2 separate regions of the Homo sapiens genome follow, and region 2 is linked to region 1. A link is a loop called in an ENCODE intact Hi-C map of the cell type or tissue named here. Cell type or tissue: heart left ventricle. All regions are shown on one strand. Links, peaks and the distances in the headings refer to the core of each region. The heading gives the core; the rest is flanking DNA.

Region 1 (5,388 bases), core at 270-5,269:
AAAAGCATTCAAAGATATGTTCATGACAATTGTATTCTTCCTTATCTATCTCTAAACATTATTAGTTTGTACTAAAGTGCCCAAAGGAGCCTAAGTAAAAGTTAGAATTTTCCAACTCATAGATATGTGCATGTCCATAAACATAAGCATGTGCCACAAAATTCAAAAGTATGTTTTCACATATTACAAACTAAAATTCATTGTATATTTTCAGTTATAATTGATTGATCTCCACACTAGATGCATAGTCTCTCAAGTAATGAACTTGCTTCGTAGGTGACCAGGAAGCAATAAGCTGGGGAAAATAGAGCTGAGATTTGCTGCTGAGTGTTGCACAGCAAGAAGATCATGTTCAAATAAACACACCAAAAAGGATTTGCTCTGTCTGATTTGAATTGTAAGGTCCTTTGTTGTTCTAAATTTCAATTTAATTCCACAACATTTATTGAACACCTAAAACTTGCAAGTATCAAAATCAAATCTAATAAAGGCATGGGATTTCTGGGGTAAGAGCTTAAGGCATGTAATACTGACAGAGTAACCAATTCCAACACATAATCACTGTTATAGCTCCACATTCCACCTGACTCACTCCATACAAGCAATGTTGGATGTTACCATTGTCATAAGTGATTGAACTAGTCCAACTTGAAGCACTGATTTGCAGAGTGTCTTTATATTGTTGTGGTCTTTTCACCAAAATTCTATGGGCTTTTCTTTGATACTACCGTTTTCAACCCGTGTGCACACATGCTTCCCAGATAGTCTACTGTCCTCTCTTTCTTTGTGTTCATGACGATGTGAACACTGGCATCTGTTTAGTGGCAGTCCTGGCTGTCCTTCAAGCTAGCACAGCACTGTTGAACAAAACTTTGCCAGCATTACACCTCCTTTCCAGAATCACCATTCATCCAGTGATGGCTGCCTTCTAACATCCAGTTCCTCTGTTCCCCCAAATCCTTTAGTCTGAGTACCATGGGTTGATATTGACAAATGCCTTCCCTCACTCTGGTGCAAGCTACTGCCATCTGTTGCCAGCCAAAGCTTTTTAAGTGGCCTCCTGGCCACCCACCATGCTACCCTCTCATCCACTGCCTACACTGCAGCCATTGTGACCTTTCTGAAGTGAATATCTGATGAAGTTGCTCATTTACTTAAAATCCTAATGGCTTCCTATTGCTGTTATAATAGAGTCCAAGTTCCTAATATGCATCACAAAGCCCCTTATAGCATGGATCCTGCCCATCTTCCTCTCTCCTCTCTAAGCACCAGTCACACAAAATTCTTCCTGTTCCTTTAATGGTCCATACTCTATCTTACTTCCTGGCCCTCCCATATCCTATTCCTCCTCCAGGAACACTTTTTCTTCTTCCTGCACATTTACATGCCAAGAAATGATTATCCTGAGCTGGAAGAACAGACTTGCATCGATAATGATCATTATTCCATATCGCATGTGTTCAGCCCTCTGTATTGTCAGGAGCTTTAACTATAACCCATAACTACAATCGTATTTTGCAAACTAAAGTTCTGAAGAATAGGATTGCATTTTGGACAACAGGACTGTCTCAGAACATCTTGGCTTTATATAAGTCTCAGTTTGTGGCAGCAGACATTCAGAACCACAGCCTTCCCTGATCAGAGACAAGGGATTACAGTGTGACTCCAAAAGGGACAGAGGACAGCAGCTACTATTCTAGGATCATACTATACAGTTGGCTTGACATTTAGTCCAGTGAGGTGGAGTGGGATGTTTTACTAAGGATTAATCTTGTGGGATTTTCTTATGCCTGCCCAATGAAGAGGTGCCAAAACTAAATAAAAGCAAAACACCCATGAAAGTGCACATGTGAGCATGCACACACACACACACACACACACACAACCTTTATTCTCCTTAGGATACAAAATAATCTTTGAGGCTCCTAAAGGCTGCTCTCTCTTTTGAAGGAGGGAGAAACATAGAGCTCTCTACTGGCCCTTACCTACCTTAGGAGCTAGCCTTACTGTTGGAGAACAGGGCATAATCAGGCCCTTCATCAGGGTTAAATAGGAAACGCCCACCCTATAAGGAAAAGCAGGACAAGGGGGTTCTAGATTCAGAATGAATGAACATGAAAATGTAGCCAAATTCAGACCCAACACTTCTGGCGCAAGTGGGCTAGGTTGTGGTGGAATTTGAGTGCTAGGAGACATGTCCTGGAACCCCAAGCGAGATCAACATGCCTAGCATCAGCTGCTAGCGTTACAGGAAAGGGGTCCCGATCCAGATCCCAAGAGAGGGTTCTTGGATCTCGCGCAAGAAAGAATTCAGGGCGAGTGCACAGTGCAAAGGGAAAGCAAGTTTATTAAGGAATAAAAGAATGGCTGCTCCATAGACAGAGCAGCCCAGAGGGCTGCTGGTTGCCCATTTTTATGGTTATTTCTTGATGATATGCTAAACAAGGGGTGGATTATTTACGCCTCCCCTTTTTAGACCATGTAGGGTAACTTCCTGACGTTGCCATGGTATTTGTAAACTGTCATGGCACTGGTGGGAGTGTAGCAGTGAGGATGACCAGAGGTCACTCTCATTGCAATTTTAGTTTTGGTGGGTTTGGGCTGGCTCCTTTACTGCAACCTGTTTTATTAACAAGGTGTTTATGACCTGCATTTTGTGCTGACCTATCTCATCCTGTGACTTAGAATGCCTTAACCATCTGGGAATGCAGCCCAGTAAGTTTCAGCCTCATTTCCAGCTCCTGTTTAAGATGGAGTTGCTCTGGTTCACACGCCTCTGATACTAGAATGCCTAGGACCCGGTTCTCAACAGAGAAGCACGGTGGCCTGAGAGTCAATGAAACAATGGCCACAGCAGGCTGACAGCCCTTCCTCATCTGCATGCGGGTAGAGGATAGCAGGCTCCCAGCAGCCACCTCAGGGTTTCTGGCCCTTATCCCAGCCCTAATTTTAACTATATTTCTTAACTTTTTGGGTAATTATGGGAAAAAGTGGTTAAGTGGCAGCTTGTGAAAGCCTGTTTCTGGTTTACTCAAAATAATACAATGAGTAACAGGCAGAGACTAGAACAGAAAATGTGACACAATAAAGATGAGTGGTACATCATGCTGTCAAAAACAGAAAAAGAGGCGAGAAAAGAAAGGTCTGCTCCTTGGCCCATGATAGTCAAGGACTGTTCCCTACAATGTTATCACAGCTTCTGGTTCTGACTGGAGCTACTGGAAGTTATGCCAAATTAAGTCCACATAAAGCCTCAGCGAGGATAAAACAGTTTCTGGGCAGAGGAATGTGACACAGAACCAAGGAAATATGACTAGACCTCATTATCTTGGTGCCTTTGATAACATACTGGAGAGCAGAGTGGGGTTTTGAATGGGCTGAAATCTTCCATAAATGGAGTCTAAATGCAGGCTACATAACATCCAAAAACTCCTCAGAGAAAGTCCTATTATGTACATGAAAGGGGGAATGCAGTAAGTCCCATTTGGCTGGGCAGGGAGCATTCTGCACTCAGTGAAACTTCGCAGTTCCTGTGCTGAGTGCCAACTGCATGTTCCTACTAGACCGAGGCCCTAAACACAGACGGGCAAGTGTAGTGGAAAATGAGCTAAAGGGTGCAGTCAGTGCTGGGCAATTTTTTGTCTCTAGAACATCAAAAACACAAGGCAAGATTTTAATAAGGGTATCATTTTTTTAAAAAAGTTCCTAACTAGTTATGATCCAGTATGATGATGAATGTTACTCAGGGTTGCTGTGGCAAAACAGACTGACCTTATCTTTTTCCGTGAGTCCCCATCAATACACAGCTAAAACCAAGAGTTAGTTGAGATGCATCACTAGTGACTCTCACTCTGTGGGACTGACACTCTCAGGGAAACCTCTGAATTTTAAAATAAGTATACAGTGAAATTAACCATATTAGGAAATAAAGGCACAATGGGTGAGGTGACTCAGCTCAAATGTCACCTGCTCATACAGGACTCCCCTGGAGAGCTGAAAGTTCGGCACTCCTTTCTTCACTAGTTAGTAACCTCTCGTTGCTCTTTAACCCATTAACTGTGATAACTTTCAAATGATAATTGGTGGGTGTTTATCCATCCTCCCTGTTTGAATTTCAACTCCCAGAGACAGGAACTCTGTATGCTTCATTACTCTCTTCCTAACACCTACGTAGAGGCTGGCACAGAGTAAGCCCTCAGTACTCTTAGACTGGCTGCCTTTCCAAGTGCCAAGAACAAAGAGCGCAGTTATCTGTAACTGAAGACTTTGTGGAGTCCAGAAAAACCAGCATTCACCTCAGTATATCAAAAACATCACATATTGGAATGAGAAGTCTCTTTTACTATTGATGTCACATTGCTTAAGTCCATGCCTGGAGGCAAAGTGGCCTGAAGCAACACCACCCCAAGGGTGGTTCGCGAACCAGCAGCATCAGTGCCACTCGGCCGTGTGCTAGAAAAGCCAAGTCCAGGCCCCACGGTGTACCCAGTGAGTCAGAATATCTGGGGGTGAAGCCTAAGAATGTGTGTTTTAATTAAGTTCTCCTGGTGATTCTTATGAGCCCTAAAGTTTTAAGAAACACTGATCCAGAAACAAATACTAGATTACCACGGACCGTGCCACTCATCTTAACTGAGTAACTGTTATTCAGAAATAAAGGTGAAAATAAAAAGGAAATGTCAAAAAGACTAGCATTTGCCAGGGAAAACTGGCATGTTCTTGCTGGCATTTAGATTTTTTTAAATCAGGAAGAAGGAGAGTGAAGTATATGCAAAATGGTCTACATGAATAAACTCAGGACAGTCAGAATGTGACACCCCCCAACTTGCAGCCAGATAACTGCCCCATGTTCTGCTTCACCGGGGCCTCCCAGGCCTGCCTGAAAACCAGCAAGCAGGTGAGGCTCCTTGTGCACAGAACTCTCCCTTTACCTGTTTCCCTCTTCTTCCCTGGGCAGCACCATCTGTGGCTCTTTTTTTTTTTTTTTTTTTTTTTTTTGAGATGGAGTCTTGCACTGTCATCTGGGCTGGAGTGCAGTGGCGCGATCTCGGCTCACCACAGCCTCTGCCTCCCGGGTTCAAGTAATTCTCCTGCCTCAGCCTCCCAAGTAGCTGGGATTACAGGTGCCCACCACCACGTCCAGCTATATTTTTTTGTATTTTTAGTAGAGATGGGATTTCACCATATTGGTCAGGCTGGTCTCGAACTCCTGACCTTGTGATTTGCTGGCCTCAGCTTCCCAAAGTGCTGGGATTACAGGCATGAGCCACCGCACTTGGCTCATCTGTGGCTCTTTCTAAGAATCACTGCAATAGATGATGGACCAGAACAACTCAGCGAGGGCTGCCCCACTTCCCGCCCCGGGGATGAGAGGGGAGCCGCGCCATA
Region 2 (5,388 bases), core at 333-5,332, 50 kb after region 1:
TCTAAATGGTGTTGTCCTTTGACCATGTGAGATTTAATAAGTCTAGTTTTTTCTAAAGTTTGAAAGGAAGGTCTATGCCACTTTTTTTTTATAAATAGCAACTTCCTAGAAGATTTTTTTCACCTCCAAAAAAGAAGATATATAAATTTTAAGGCATTCAGTTTTTAAGCATAAAACTCACTTGTAAGATTTTCCCTCTGAAAGTATGTCTTTTTTCCTCCACCACATGAGTTGTATATTTAAATTTAAATTTTGGTTTTTTTCTTAATGTAACAATAAAACAAGAACTAGCTAATTGCATCAGCTCCACTAACGTGTGGTCAAAAGGGTTGTTAAAATGTATCTGATAGATCAAATTATCATGAAGTTCTAGCAGGAGGATTTGTCAAAACTTCTACTGAACATTGTGCTTGATGCTGTAAACATCACATTTCATCATCTAACCAACTGTAAGCCTGCAACTAGCAGATTAGAACAGAGACAGCCCTCTTAGACAGTAACAAGAGTAAGACCAAAAACAGGAATCGAGAACCCTTCCATCCCAAAAGAGCTTCCAAAGGATCAGGACATCAGCTCCAAGTTGAAGTTTCCCTGTTCATGCTCCAATGACCTCAGCTGGCAGAACAAAAGCAACCAGCTTGTTTACCTTCCATGTGTCTCTTACAGACTTTTCAGGACCATCCAGTTTGCCGAGCTTTCCTTTATCCTCTTTCACAACTTCCTACTCAGTGTTTATTTTACCAGTAAGTGACAGGAGAAAAATGGATAGGGTACGACTCAAATCTATCCATTTTGCAAATGATCGGCAATGAAATAAGTCTTCAGAGATTAAACTCTAGGTACACAGCTGAGAGAAATGTTTGAAATCTGCTCAATTCAGATTGAAGGCTGCCACAACATAGAGAGATGTATCTATCAACCCTCATCTGGAAGAGGAGGAGACTGACAGTTTAATTTCTCCTGGCAGGTTTCCCACATTTCTATTTGTAGGGCACACTCCGTAGCGTAGAGATGCCTGAAATGAGCATGTTCAAAGTGATAAGAAGGAAACTGATTCAAAGGGGAGCAAGTTATGTAATTTCAGTGATTTCAACATATGCTTTCCTGTATATATGAGGAGATATGATTTATGAAATGTGGACCATCAAGAGGTAAACCAGACAAGAAAATCATACGACACCCATTAAATAAACTCCTAACTGGTACACGTAGTGGGTAGAAGGGAGCAAGGGCAAATATGACCATGACGCTTCTATATATAATCATACAACCACCAACTTGGAAAACAGAGCTTAAGGTATGGATGCTCATGCATCAGCCTCACTTCCAGCAGAGCCCTTTGATAAGATGATTGTGGTCACCAAATGTACATTATGGTTTTATGACACATTAGTGTACATCATAAAACCAGAGCCATAAAGGGATGTGGTTCAACCAATTAGTCTTAAGTGCTAGATAAAATACTTCAGCATGAGGTAGATGAGTCTGCAGGCACATTTTAAAAAGAGCGTGTTTCATTGTTTCTAAGTGCACTTTTTCTTCTTCTTTTTTTTTTTTTTTTTTTTGAGACTGAGTCTCACTCTGTCACCCAGGCTGGAGTGCAGTGGCACTGTGTCGGCTCACTGCAACCTCCATCTTCTGGGTTCAAGCAATTCTCCTGCCTCAGCCTCTCAAGTAGCTGGGATTACTGGCACCCACTACCCTACCCGGCTAGTTTTTATATTTTTAGTAGAGACGGGGTTTCACCATGTTGGCCAGGCTGGTCTCGAACTCCTGACCTCAGGTGATCCACCCACCTCGGCCTCCCAAAGTGCTGGGATTACAGGCGTGAGCCACCGCACCCAGCCCTCATTTTAACCTCTCTATATTGTGAGTATGTCTTTAATCAATGCAGTCTTATAACTGGCTTCCACTAGTTGCTATCATGATGTAGTTGCACGTGTACAATCTTGGTCATACACATTAATATTATTGTCGCTTTAGCTAAGATTTACTTATAGTGTTAAATTTCATTTCCATTTTATATGTCTTTACATGTAACTCAACATTGAAACAAAAAGTTATTGTATAAGTAGAAAAGCATAGAAATGAAGTTGGAGGATAAATTTGATATTAGTGGAATACATATTTTTCTTTGGAAGAATGACCACAATTCTGTATTTTATTGCAAACAGCAATCAGTTGTCTTACAGGATCTATAACAAAAGGTAAATGAAGTTGAGTTGCATTTTGCTACACAGACATGTGCAAAGAATTGTCTATCTTATGCCAAGCCATACAAGAAGGCAGGCAAAAGTGCCAAATATCCCAGAAGAAAGGCAGGAAATGTCAAAGCAATAAGAAGCCAGTATGACCAACTCATGTGTAGCGCAGCACAATCATTAAACATCATTGACAGCACTTTTTTCTTAAAGGTACATAAAATAGTGGTGTACTTTCAACTGAGGTCATGTTCACATCAAATACTATAGTCAAGTTTGTCTTTAGCACCCTCTCCATGTTCTCCCTTCCTCCAGATATCTCATATACTGCCCAGCTATTTCTGAATATTAGTGTTACCCCTCCCAGGGCTACTAATATTTGAAACATAGCATCTAATTATAAAACGAGTTATGTACAAGGCTGGTTCAAGCTGTAAAAATGTTCCTTGAGATGATCTAGAATAGTGGTCCCCAACCTCTTGGCACCAGGAACAAGTTTCATAGAAGACAATTTTTCCATGGACCAGGGTTGGGGTGGCAGATGGTTTTGGGATGATTCAAGTGTATTACACTTATTGTGTACTTTATTTCTATTATTATTACATTGTAATATATAATGAAGTAATTTTGCAACTCACCATAATGTACAATTAGTGGAAGCCCTGAGCTTGTTTTCCTGCAACTAGACGGTCCCATCTGGGGGTGATGGGAGACAATGATAGATTGTCAGACATTAGTTAGATTCTCATAAGGATCATGAACTTAGATCCCCTGCATGCACAGTTCACAGTAGAGTTCGTGCTCCTATAAGAATCTAATGCTGCCGCTGACCTGACAGGAGGTGGAGCTCAGGTGGTAATGCAAGTAATGGGGAGCGGCTGTAAATACAGATGAAGCTTCGCTTGCTCATCTGCTGCTCACCTCCTGCTATGAGGCCTGGTTCCTAACTGGCCACAGACGGTACTGGTCCATGGCCTGGCGGTTGGGAACTCCTGGTCTAGAACACATGGAAAGTCATAGGCTCACATATTCTTTTCTTTTGTATATTTGACTTATTTGACTTAAATTTTGATTTTTTAAAAGCTTAAAAGTTATGAATAATGTATAACATAATATTTAACAAAGACAAGATTTAGGCATAAGCAAAGAAAAAACTATCTCCTTCTCTATTCCTTGTTAGTGCCAGTCTCTCTGCATCTATTTTCTTTAGTGAGTAGAAAAACTATCTGTTTATCCCAGCCAAAGATTGCCTACAACCCTTCTGACAAAAAAGAGAAACACGACAGATGGCAATTATAATGGTAAACTCTCAATAATGCAGAAAGCATAACAAAAATCTCCTCCTCCTAAATTTGACTAGAGACACAAAAATTAAAGAGTAATTAGATAAAGTGCAAGCTCTCAGTCTAACAATGAAAGCACTTTCAATACTCACAGAATATTCCCAACTTACATTTCACTCTTACTTCTACTACTTCCCTACACTCCCACCAAAGTAGACTGCCATTCTGACAGCATGACCTACACCTTACCATCCCTGCTATGCCCCTGCTGCAGTGCCCTTTCTCAAAGTCCAGTTCAACCTTTCAGAATCCTGTCCATCCTTTAAGGTCCATTCACTCAACATATATCCACTACAGTCTATTTATAAAATACTAAGGACAGGAAAAGTAATTCAGAAGGTCCCTGCCCTGAGGAGCCACCAGTCTGACCTATCTTAATTGCTACATTTTCCGCAAAGCCCTTTTGGATCTGCCAAACCACCTGTGATCTCTTCTTCCTTTTAAACCCCTTCTCTGGTATTTAAGAATCTCTGACCAATCCCCTACTATGAATCAGGGATAGTGCTGGGCACTTTCACATGCATTTATATCATTTACTCCACACCACATCTTCATACACAAATAAGGCCTCCATAGACCCCTGGGCATGTAAGAAAACTGATGTTCATAAGTTCACATCCATGGCAAATGCCTTGTTAGGAAATGAAATGTAGTTTTATCAACTTTTGTATCTGCGGCTATTTCCATCAATATTACAGCAGCACCCACTTCATCTTATTATTATTTGTGTGGTTATCTTACTTTCTCTATTACAATGACATTTTAAAACAAGAATTGAATCTTATACAGTCTAACATAAGTTTCAACACTCGCTATAGAAATGCCTGGTTTATAGCAGCTACTCAAAGAATGTTTCATAAGAAAGTTGTGTTCCAAGTATTCTGGTGAATGCCAATGCTGGTTCACAATGATGGGGGTCTGAGAACCAACTGACCTCCCTGACATTGTGTGAAGCAGGAACATACCGAACCTTTACTGGAAGTTGGAAGAGGAAGATGAGAGCTGTGAGGGATCTCAGAATGCATATGGGAAATCATGGGTTCAAGAAAGAGGCAATAAAAGAATGGAATCAACCTAGGTGCCCATCAACAGTGGATTGGATAAAATGTGGTACATATACACTATGGAATACTATGCAGCCATAAAAAGTAACAAAATTATGTCCTTTGCAGCAACATAATTGCAGCTAGAAGCCATTATCCTAAGCGAATTAATGCAGGAACAGAAAACCAAATACCACATATTCTTACTTATAAGTGGGAAGTAAACATTGAGTACTCATGGACATAAAGATGGCAACAATAGACATTGGAAACTACTAGAGGGAGAAGGAAGGGAGGAGGGCAAGTGTTAAAAAAACTATTGGATACTATGCTTACTCTCTGGGTGATGGGATCAATTGTACCCCAAATCTCAGTATTATGCAATATACCATGTAACAAACCTGCACATCTACCCCTTGAATCCAAAATAAGAGTTGAAATTGACCTGGCTCAGGGGCTCACACCTGTAATCGCAGCACTTTGGGAGGCCAAGGTAGGAGGATCACTTGAGGCCAGGAGTTCAAGACCAGCCTGGACAACACAGTAAGACTCCATCTCTACAAAAATAAATAAATGGCCACTAGCAGTGGCTCACGCCTGTAATCCCAGCACTTTGGGAGGCTGAGGCGGGTGGATCACGAGGTCAGGAGTTTGAGACCAGCCTGGCCAATATGGTAAAACCCTGTCTCTACTAAAAATACACAAGTTAGCCGGGCATGGTGGCGCATGACTGTAGTCCCAGATACTTAGGAGGCTGAGGCAGGAGAATCGCTTGAATCTGGGAGGCAGCGGTTGCAGTGA

Evidence for each region. A loop is a pair of places that touch in the nucleus more often than their neighbours do. Peaks named below come from ENCODE experiments on the same cell type or tissue, not always from the same donor. Only the 100,000 strongest peaks of a DNase experiment are listed, where the experiment ranks them.
Region 2: a loop joins it to region 1, with 2.1 times the contacts of the local background. A loop is called at or near these places in 6 of 110 quality-filtered maps.

The regions. Positions count from the first base shown.
Region 1 is chr1:184,879,244-184,884,631 of GRCh38, forward strand. All of the region lies in intron 5 of NIBAN1 (niban apoptosis regulator 1), which reads right to left. Among named protein-coding and RNA genes, the nearest start is that of NIBAN1, 93 kb to the right of the region's middle. In heart left ventricle, for the core only: no CTCF peak of the experiment used is centred there; no DNase peak of the experiment used is centred there; H3K27ac peaks cover 3,712 bases.
Region 2 is chr1:184,929,453-184,934,840 of GRCh38, forward strand. All of the region lies in intron 1 of NIBAN1 (niban apoptosis regulator 1), which reads right to left. It overlaps LOC124904469 (a long non-coding RNA gene), which reads right to left. Exons shown (of 2, transcript XR_007066770.1): 2 at 1-5,388. Among named protein-coding and RNA genes, the nearest start is that of NIBAN1, 42 kb to the right of the region's middle. In heart left ventricle, for the core only: no CTCF peak of the experiment used is centred there; no DNase peak of the experiment used is centred there.